Regions from separate parts of the Homo sapiens genome. Here region 1 is linked to region 2. Evidence: read pairs that join two places in POLR2A ChIA-PET (ENCODE). Cell type or tissue: MCF 10A. All regions are shown on one strand. Links, peaks and the distances in the headings refer to the core of each region. The heading gives the core; the rest is flanking DNA.

Evidence for each region. Peaks named below come from ENCODE experiments on the same cell type or tissue, not always from the same donor. Only the 100,000 strongest peaks of a DNase experiment are listed, where the experiment ranks them.
Region 1: POLR2A ChIA-PET joins it to region 2 with 5 read pairs; 2 of 35 experiments call an interaction of 5 or more read pairs at or near these places.

The regions. Positions count from the first base shown.
Region 1 is chr7:94,695,198-94,700,587 of GRCh38, reverse strand. It overlaps the pseudogene RPS3AP25. Among named protein-coding and RNA genes, the nearest start is that of PEG10, 42 kb to the right of the region's middle. In MCF 10A, for the core only: no CTCF peak of the experiment used is centred there; DNase peaks (open chromatin) are centred at 2,097 and 3,077.
Region 2 is chr7:95,102,339-95,107,728 of GRCh38, reverse strand. The region is part of intron 2 of PPP1R9A (protein phosphatase 1 regulatory subunit 9A); the gene reads right to left. The region is part of intron 3 of PPP1R9A-AS1 (PPP1R9A antisense RNA 1); the gene reads left to right. Among named protein-coding and RNA genes, the nearest start is that of PPP1R9A-AS1, 110 kb to the left of the region's middle. In MCF 10A, for the core only: no CTCF peak of the experiment used is centred there; a DNase peak (open chromatin) is centred at 2,798.

The DNA.
Region 1 (5,390 bases), core at 161-5,160, 410 kb after region 2:
ATTGCTGGATCACATGGTAATTCTATGTTTTTATTTTTTGAGAAACTGCCATACTCTTTTCCATAGTGGCTGCATGATTTTGCATTCCCATCAACTGTGTGCAAGGATTCCAATTTCTCCACATCCCTTCTAACGCTCGTTTTTGTTTTTGTTTTGGTGGTAGCCATCCTAATGTATGTGAAATAATATTTCATTGTGGTTTTGAATATTTATATTAATTAATACTACATTTTTTACTAGACCATCTAATTTATAAAAATAGCTTACAATCTAACTAAATTATATCCCTGCAAATATTATAATACTTGGCAAACAATGATGCAAAAGAATGAAAAGCATAGTGATTCTCCAAGACTCATGGGAAATTAGTAATAAATTGGGAGTTAAACTTGTAGCTATGAAGGCCCGTGCCATTTATGTAATCCCTGGAAACACAGATATACTTCTGACTTCCATGTTCTGTTATTATTTCTCTATGCTAAAATATGTTTTTTATACTACCCAATATGGATGCTACCCAATTTTGATGAAGAAGATAGTCATGTGGTATATTTCTGCATGTTAACATAAAAAGGACTCTGAGAGGTACTTTAATGAAAATAAAAATGAAGAGAAAATTATTTCTGATTAATAGTAACCATCTTATGACACAACGTCTTGAGAGTTTCAAGAAAACATTGAAGCACGTTAAGTCTGAGGCAAGAAAAGGAAATCTACTGAAATAATGTAAGAAATTTCAAAGTAATTTCATGAATTTCACAAAAGATGTACCTTTCTATTTAAAAGAGTTACCTTAATGCTCTGTGTACAATACTAGATTACAATTATATAATAAAATCCAAAAGTACCAAAATTCAGTCAACAACCATTCATTCAAATGTGTTAAAGTATAATTTTCACAAAAGTAAAATTATTTCTCTCATACAAATATAATATAAACAAGTGTAAAAAATGTTATTGAACTCACATGTGTGAGGGAACCAGTGAGGTATTAAAACCAGTTCAAGAAGCAATTGAGAAACTATTATGCATGCATGTATGCACTTGTGTGCACACACACACACAGACATATTCAGTTAAGATAGTTGGGTAAGATACAAAACTGGTAATGTCTTATAGGGCAATAATATTTAGAATTATCTGTTACTCTGTACAGAAATTATTTCCATTTCTACTGAACAGAAGTCTATAAACTGATACCTAGAAATGCAGATGAATAATGTACAGTAATCTAAGTAGGTATCTTCTTCTGTATCAGTGATTCTGAAATTATAATTCCTGGATTAGAAATTCCTGAATCTGTCTCACCTGGAAATTTGTTAGAAATTAATATTCTCAGGCCCTTTTGCCAGATTTACAGAATCAGGAGCTCTGAGTGGGACCCAACAACCTATGATTTAGTAAGTTATTTAGATGATTTTGAATGCACACTGAAGTTTCAGACCCACTTCCCTAGATAATAATTAGGTTGCTGTCACCCTAGTATGACATTGAAGGGATATGGTACCCAACTTTTTGCCACACTTTCAAATTTTGCCTATTTTTTTCATAGCAAGTAAAAATGTTAATATTTTGTACTCTTGATTTTGCCCAGGTTTTGCAAATGCCTCATAATGTCACTTCTACATTTAGGGTCATCTGTCCCTGACATCACAGGAACCTTTATTGGATGAGTCCCAGATATTTTAAAAGGAAAATGCTAATGTTATATTTTCATAAAATAATTTTATGCATATTATTTTCATACAATTTATGGGGAAATTCGAGACATGTGGGTTGTAAGCCAAATTATAATGGAGTCCACTAAACTCTATATTTGCCATGTTAGGCTTCGGAAGACTTAGAAGAGATTTCATAAGGCGTGAACACATATTTCTTCTGCATAATAAATGTTACTGTTGAGTAAATAGTTAACATTGATTCTTTTGTTGCACATCCTAACAAAATTATGGTTAAGGTGTGCTAACACGACTAATTTCTAATCTCAGCTTTTACAACTTTGTTCTGCCTTTATACAGTACTGCCAAACTACAGTCTGAGGAGAAGGAGAACTTCTAGCAGTAAAATGTCCTATTTCACACTGGTTCTCATGAGTCATCTCAATAATATGTTGTTTTCAAGGTCAACAGCTGGCAGGAAACAGCACAGAAGAAATAATACATGCAGTTTTAAACTTGCATTCTATACAATGGTATACACACAGAAATCTTTATGCAATCAGTATACATAAGGCTGTTTATGCTTTTTAAATTTTTGCTTCTTAAATTTGCTGCTCTTTGTGACTACTTCTCTTGGTAGCCGTGGGCATGGTATAATATTTGTCTAGCAAACCGAAAAAAAAAAGCAAATACATTTATTTTTAAAAGTCCTCCTTCAAGTTACGTACATGTTTATTGTAGAAAATTTAGAAAACACAATCTAAAAGCAAAAATATCAACATCGCTCTAAATTCTACCTTCTGGAATAACCACATTAATATTTTTATCTTCATATGAAAATATATGTTTATGTTAATGTATGTTTTAATGTTAATGAACATATATCTCATTCAGAAAAGGGCTAAGAAAACAATTTCTAAGCAGAAGTACTGAAATGAATTGTACAAACATCACATAATAATTTGCATTTTTAAAGTATCATGGTAAAAATGCCTATGCCTAAGGATTCATTTGCACAAACACAGATTCCAAATATACCAATGAAAAAGCTGAGTTTTTGATCACAGCAATGCATCATTGTTTATTTTATTTAGTCTCAGCTAGCCTGAAAATTACCATTTTACCCAGTGGATTATTCACCCATTGTGTGGTAGAAAAAGACAAATGTTGTCACCAAACAAGATGATACAGTATTTCCTTTTATTCATAAAATCACCTTGAAAAACAGAAGTGATTCATGAATAAAAAAATCTATAGCAGCACTGGAGACAAAGCAGTGTCATTATTATACTTAAAATTGGAGAAATTTCTTAAAAACATACAGTAGTTAGCAGGATTAGTGCTAGAAACCATAGTGAAATGCAAAGCATTGAGTCAGCAGGGTTAGTAATGGGAGCTGGTCATGGGTCAAATAGTGAGTCAATTCACTGAAGAATTGTGCAACAGTTGGGCCAGTCCCAACTTGACTATTCTTTAGCCTGCAGGCTAAATCATGTTAGAAGAATTAAATAAAGTAGAATTTTTGACTCAGAAAATGAAGCCTTAGCATGAACTCCTGAACTGGAGTAAGGCAAAAAGGTAAAATTTGACCGTTAGAATGGACATCAAGAAAATGACAAGGACATTGCAGCTCCATGCTAAGAGTTGGGCCACACTCACACTTTTCTTATTTCACCATTTGAGGAAAGTCTGTAGATTATCTCTTTGCTTTTTATCTATGGGCCTTTCAAAAACAGCTGCCCTTTTTTTTCCTGGCAAGAAGCATTCCTGTAAGTTTTTCCCTGTCACACTTATGGAGCTCTAAAGTTACAACTCTCTTTCAAGGGGTAGTTCTCTATAGTAAAGAAGGCTTGAAAATGGCCAGGGAGCCCCATGACACCCACAATGGTGAGGCAAGTCTTTCATTTATAAATGTGAATACAAAATTTGCCAGACATTTTGAGGAAAACCAAGAGCAAATTTTAGTGAGGGACACTAAAATGAATACAAAAATACAGAGAAAAAAGAAACATATTCCTTAAATAATTTGTAATTAATACTTCCAAATAGATTTGAAAGGTTATTGCATACAAAAAATGGAACTATCAGAAAAAGAGAGCATTCTTAGAAATCAAAAACATGACACAAGGATATTTTTGAAAAAGAACTCAATGGTTGGACTGAAGATAAATGACGTATTTGTAGAATGACTTAATGACTGGAAGACAAAGTAGAAAGAAATTAACTGTTTTAGGAACTAAGCAAGGAGGTGAAAAATAGGAGAAAAAGTAGTTAAGAAAAATATGTAGTAGATTTTGTGTTCTTTGTGGCTGCTCAGCAATTTTGAACATCCTTACTATGTTTGAAAAATTTCTCATGAGTCTCACCAAGATAAAGGCCAGAAAGTTGTCTTCCCCATCTCTCTTGCTATTTAAAGGTAAATTTGATTAGTTAAAAATTAATATTGAAAACTCTAGGGCAGTCCTTACTCAATTATTTTTACAAAGAAGTATAATTAATATGCTAAAGGATGAGATAATGGAGAATTATAAAATGCTCAATTAAAACCAGGCAAGACAGAAAAAGAGGGAAGAGAAAGGAACAAAAAATAAGTGGAATAAATAGAAAACAATTATAAACAAGGTAGATGTTAGCCAAACTATATCAGTAACCATTTAAAATGTGAATGGTCTAAATGCACCAATTAAAAGACAGATATGTCAGAGCGGATAAAATATCAAAACCCAACTAAACACTGCTTACCAGAAAGCCACCTTAAATATGAAGACACAGAGTAAAACTAAAATAATAAGAAAGATGGACTATGCTAACACTAATAAAAAGAAAAGAAAGCGGCACTTTAGGAGGGCCAAGGTGGGAGGATTCCTTGAGCCCAGAAGTGCAAGACCAGCTTGGGGAACATAGGGAGACCATGTCTCTGTAAAATATTTGAAAATCAGCCAGGCATATTGGTGTGTGCCTGTGGTCCCAGCTACTTAGGAGGCTGAAGTGGGAGGATCACTTAAGCTCAGAAAGTTGAGGCTACCGTGAGCCATGATTGTGCCACTGTACTGCAGACAATAAGACTCTGTCTAAAAAAAAATTAAAAAGCCTTTTGGCTCTGACCAGCACCATGGCAGTTGGCAAGAACAAGTGCTTTATGAAAGGCAGCAAAAAGGGAGCCAAGAAGAAAGTGATTGATCAATTTTCTAAGAAAGATTGGTATGATGTGAAAGCACTTGCTATGTTCAATATAAGAAATATTGGAAAGACGCCATCACCAGGACCCAAGGAACCAAAATTGCATCTGATGGTCTCAAGGGTCATGTGTTTGAAGTGAGTCTTGCTGATTTGCAGAATGATGAAGTTGCATTTAGAAAATTCAAGCTGATTACTGAAGATGTTCGGGGCAAAAACTGCCTGACTAACTTTCATGGCATGGATCTTACCCATGACAAAATGTGTTCCATGGTCAAAAAATGGCAGACAAGATTGAAGCTCACATTGATGTCAAGACTACCGATGGTTACTTGCTTCATCTGTTCTGTGTTGGTTTTACTAAAAAACACAACAATCAGATACAGAAGACCTCTTATGCTCAGCACCAACAGGTCCGCCAAATCCAAAAGAAGATGATGGAAATCATGACCTGAGAGGTGCAGACAAATGACTTGAAAGAAGTCGTCAACAAATTGATTCCAGACAGCATTGGAAAAGACATAGAAAAGGCTTGCCAATCTATTTATCCTCTCC
Region 2 (5,390 bases), core at 153-5,152:
CCTAGTGGATATCAAAACACATAATAAAACTTCGCTTATTAAGGCAATATAGTTTGAGCTCTGGGATAGATCCATTTTTATATTCTATTCTGTTCCACTCCTTTTCTATTCAAATTAGAGTGGTCTATTTAATAAATTATGAAAAGAATTAGATACCTATCTGAAAAACATTCCTATTTATATCACAAAGAAAAATACAATTCAGAACAAAAATATATACATATATAAAAAGTGCCAAAAGAAAATTTGGGACAATGTTTAGCTAACAGGTTAGAAAGAAATTCACAGATCCTAGAAGTTCTAAAGGAAATAAATAATTTGATTAAAAATAAAGCCCAAAAACTTCTAGGCAATAAAATATACCATAATGAAGTTAGAAGAAAAGTCACAGATTAGCAGAAAGTATGACCAAATATTAAGATGAAACATGAATATTCCTAATATATAAAGGGCTTTATCAACTCAAACAATTGCATGTATAAGTAGGTAAAGGAAATTGAGAATTGAACAAAGAAGAAATACTAATGTCCAATTAATGATATAAAGATGTTCAGCTTTATTAAAAATTAAGCAAATGCAAATTAAAACAAGGAGATACTATGCATTCATCCATAAGAATAGATTTTTTTTAAAGACTACCACATCCAGGCAGGACACAGTGGCTCATGCCTGTAATCCCAGCATTTTGTGAGATCTAGGAGGGCCGATCACTTGAGGTCAGGGGCTTGAAACCAGTCTGGCCAACATGGCGAAACCCCATCTCTACTAAAAATACAACAATTAACTGGGCGTGGTGGCGTGCACCTCGGGAGGCTGTGGCAGAATTGCTTGAACCTGGGAGGCAGAGGTTGCAGTGAGCTAAAATCATGCCATTGCACTCAAGCCTGGGTGACATAATAAGACTCAAAAAAACAAACAAAAAAAAGACTACAACATCCAGTGTTTGTGAGGATATAGAAAAAAAGGATACTTTTGAAGAGGAAAGCATAACTAGAAAGTAGTTATCAATATTTTAAATGTAAATGTCTTTTACATAATCATGTCACATTTAAGTGTTTACAGAAATACTTGCAAATGTGTACAAAGATGTATTTCAAAAGAAGTTCATTACAGCACTATCTGTAATAGCCCAAAGCAGGAAATTGCCTAATTGTCCACCAGTAGAGAAAATGGCTTGCTAAATCATGATATATACAAATATGTAATTCAATGCAGTGATTGAAGAGATGTATATCTCTCTACTGACATGGAAGACCCCAAGATACATACATCGTTAAGCTGAAGAGCATGCTGCAGATAAAGAGAAAGATATTCCCAATTCATACGATCCCCAATTGGTATGGTCCCAATTTTAACCTAATTTAAAGCCCCCTAAATTCCCTAGCTATGTAGCACTTGCCAAGTTGTAAAACCATGCTAAGGCGCAGTCTCCTTATTTACAAAATGGTTTTTATAATAATGCCTATCCCCATAAGAGTATTAGGAAAATAAAATGAAATAGTCCATGTAATTATGCTTGGTTCAATGAGGGGAGAGGAAAAGCTTTCTCAGGGTAATATGAGGGATAATATTTCCCCTGATACCTACTACCCATATCATACTCTCTTTTTTTAAATTAAATTTAAAAACATTTTTAATAGAGATTGGGGTCTCACCATATTGCACAGGCTGGTCTTGATCTCTTGGCCTCAAACGATCCTTCCACCTTGGTCTCCCAAAGTACTGGGATTATAGGCATGAGCCCAGCCTCATACTCTCTTTCATAAACATGTTTTGAATATATCACCCACTAGGATGTTTAATGCCCTTTAAGCAAAAATCTGCATAACTGACTTAGTATTAGAACATAGATTAGGCTGCCAAAATCCCCACCTATGTCTAGAGCAATGCACTGTCATTACACAATGGCTCATGGCCTGCCAGGCTTTCTGTGTTTTCTCTGACCAGGAAGCCCTTTCATCTACATGATCTTGATTCTTTCCATTTTCTTACAATAGTTCTATTATTTTTATTAACCTTAATTGCTCTACAAAAAAATGGATAATTAATCAGATAATAATCAGAGCATGACTCCTCCTGGTATTCCAGCAACACAAAAAACTCTAAAGGCCAACAGCATTCTGAGTCCTAATGTTCAACACCAACAAGATATATGTATTTTTGTAGTTCAAGCTACCTTCACATTGTTCCTGTTTTATTTCACTGAGAAAAGTAAACAAAAGATGTTTAAATTTAAGACTTCTTGTTTCAGAGCCAATAAGTGATATTCTGGTTTCTCGATCAAAGGAAACAAAACAAGACCTCATCCACTGCTTCACAGCAGAGACAGGCTTTCAGGGGTAACAAGTTTACAAACACGGTTAGCAAGGACATTTCTGAACGAACAACCCAAGGCTATGAAAAGCAAATAAAGTAAAAATTAGCTTATTTTAAGATTTCAACTAGAATCATTATCTTATATACATTTTCAGTAGTTTGAACCACAACACTTTTTCAAAACAGCAGCAATACATTTTCAACAATAAGAAAAAAACTTATTTCCTTCACTTCTTTATGACACATTTTCTTTAATCAATGCAGGTCTAAATAAATTCAGCATATTCTATAAATACTGACTGGAAGGAATCTCCCACAATGCTTCCACACGGTCTCAGTTCAGGCTATGGTCCAGGTTCTGTAAAATCTTCCTGACACATCAAAGATGAAAAATGTTCCAGGTCCTAGCATGCTGAGTTTCAGATGATGGCTAGCAAAGTGTGCTCCTGGAGATAAGCCAAACATTCACATGCTTCCACAAACAGGTTACACTCATCACAAGCTTCCTTGGCAGAACCCTGACTCACCTTCACATGATTTCAGTGGCTCTGCAAAATAAGCTCTAAATTGAAACTAACAATAAGCCTGGAGAAGATAGCCACATATTAACATTCCAAAAACCAACCTGGCAAGCCTCACAAAGGAGGATTCTAATAGCTTTAGAGCAATGTATAATCTCAACTTTCCTTTTCTTCCCCCAAATTAAGGTTAGTTCACTGATCGACAATAGGTAGAATTATCTAGTGTATTGATTGTCCAGTGTGTGCCCGGGAGTATGTTAGGTGCTTGCTGCAAAATGAAGTAAGCCAAACTGGAGTTTATAATCATCAGACAATTTAGGGTAAACACTGGTAGTCTCCAAAGATGTAAACAGCTGAGGGCTTTAGTCTACTCCTCTGCAAGCTTTTAACATAAGGAGTATGTTACAATGAAAAGAAATTTCAAACTAAATTCTGCTCATGTAAAAACATTGCTTAACTGGAAGGTGCAAAAAACAGACTCATAGGCCTATCTCATAAAACTCTAAAATCCCAGATTTCTGTCCTTAAAAGTCATTTTGAAAAGTAGCCTGTGTGAAAGGTTTACTTAAAGCAGTTGCAACTACATTCTACAGTAGGATACATTTAACCTTCTAAGTGGATCACTCACCAGAATCCTACATACCACAAAACAGGATCAAATGGAGTACTAGTTAGGTTATTACTCCAAAAGCTGTTAATCTGCAAGCCTCGCCTGACCCAAAGTCTAGTTACATAAAATATTTCTAAGGCTAACCCCTGTATCTTCAACATCATTCATTTCACCAATTATTTGTAGCATACTTAACGTTAATACATTGTCTTGTGTAGATTTAAAGTACCAATATCTGGGTGCAGGCTTCTAATCAGTGTCTTTCAAATAATAACTTACTAATCCTAGTGTGTGGATTCATGATTGAAATACCTAGAAAATTAACTAAAGGGTCCTAAAACAAAGTTACTCCCATAAATATTATGTTATATATGCCAAAGTACTTTAAATTATAGACAATATAGCACTTTACACAAATTATCTCTTTACCAACCAATCTAGGGAGTAAGGCAGAAAAGGGTAAAGAGAGTTCCCACGGTTTTTCATATTTTTACACGAGAAGTTCAGAGGACAATACACATGCTATATATAAGACAAAGTCTATTAGGACAAAAAGTACATTTCACTAATTGTAAGCCTAGTGTTTTAATGGATTACTAAAGAACAAGAAGTTGGGCTGGGCGTGGGGGCTCACGCCTGTAATCCCAGCACTTTGGGAGGCCGAGGCAGGCGGATCACCAGGTCAGGAGATCTAGACCAACCTGGCTAACACGGTGAAACCCCGTCTCTACTAAAAATACAAAAAAATTAGCTGGGCGTGATGGCAGGTGCCTGTAGTCCCAGCTACTCAGGAGGCTGAGGCGGGAGAATGGCATGAACCCAGGAGGCGGAGCTTGCAGTGAGCCAAGATCGCACCACTGCACTCCAGACTCCAGCCTGGGCAACAGAGCGAGACTGTCTCAAAAAAAAAAAAAAAAAAGAAGTGAAAAAAAACCAAACATACTCTATATAATGGGAGGTAGAGAGCATGCTAGTTCAAACGGCAACACAAGGAAGCCTACGTTTGTCAAGGTTTTCCAGAAAAATAGAATTAATATCTTTATATGTGTTTTTTTTATACATACTATATATATTTATATTAAAATTGATTTTAAGGAATTGTCTCATATGACAGTAGGGACTAGCAAATCCAAAATCTGCAGGGTAGGCCTGCAGGCCAGAGACCCAGGAAAGAACTAATGTTGCAGTTCAAGTCCAAAGACAGTCTGCTGGCAGAATCCCCTCTTCTCTGATGGAAGTCAGTCTTCTTCTATGAAGGTCTTCAATGAATTTGATGAGGCCAATCCACGTTAAGGAAGGTAATCTGCTTTAGCCCACTGCTTTAAATGTTCATCTCATCTAAAAGATACTTCATAGACTCTAGAATAATGTTTACCCACATATCTGGGTACTGTGGCCTACCAACGTTGACCCATAAAATGAGTCATCACAAAGTCTTTCAAACAGGATATTCTCTGGCTGCAAAACTGAACTTTTTGGTATTTGACAAGGTAGTCAGGAATATGACTTCCTTACAAGTAAGTAGAAATAAGACCGCAGATTTACAACACCTACAAGTTACAGAGACACTTTTGACAAGTTAAAGCATTTCATAAGGATAATATCATTATTTCCATACTTAAACTCCTAGCTTAGAAAAGAAAAAGCCAACCTAGCTAGGACTGCAGTAGGAAAGAATATTGAGGGGAAACTGCATGGGGCCCACATGTAAGGCAGCGGTCAATGAGAACTTGTGCTGCCACACGCTGTGGGCTTGGCCAACTCACTGGGCCTTTCTGAGCTCAGGCTTTTATGTGCAAGAAGGTAGGATCGATTATGATACTGAGGCTGCTGGATTCTAGGGTCAATCGCGACTCTGAAACCTAATCAAAATTCTTATCACTATGTGTCTCTGATGACAAGTCTTCAACTATTCATACCTACATTTGATGGTAAGTTAACTA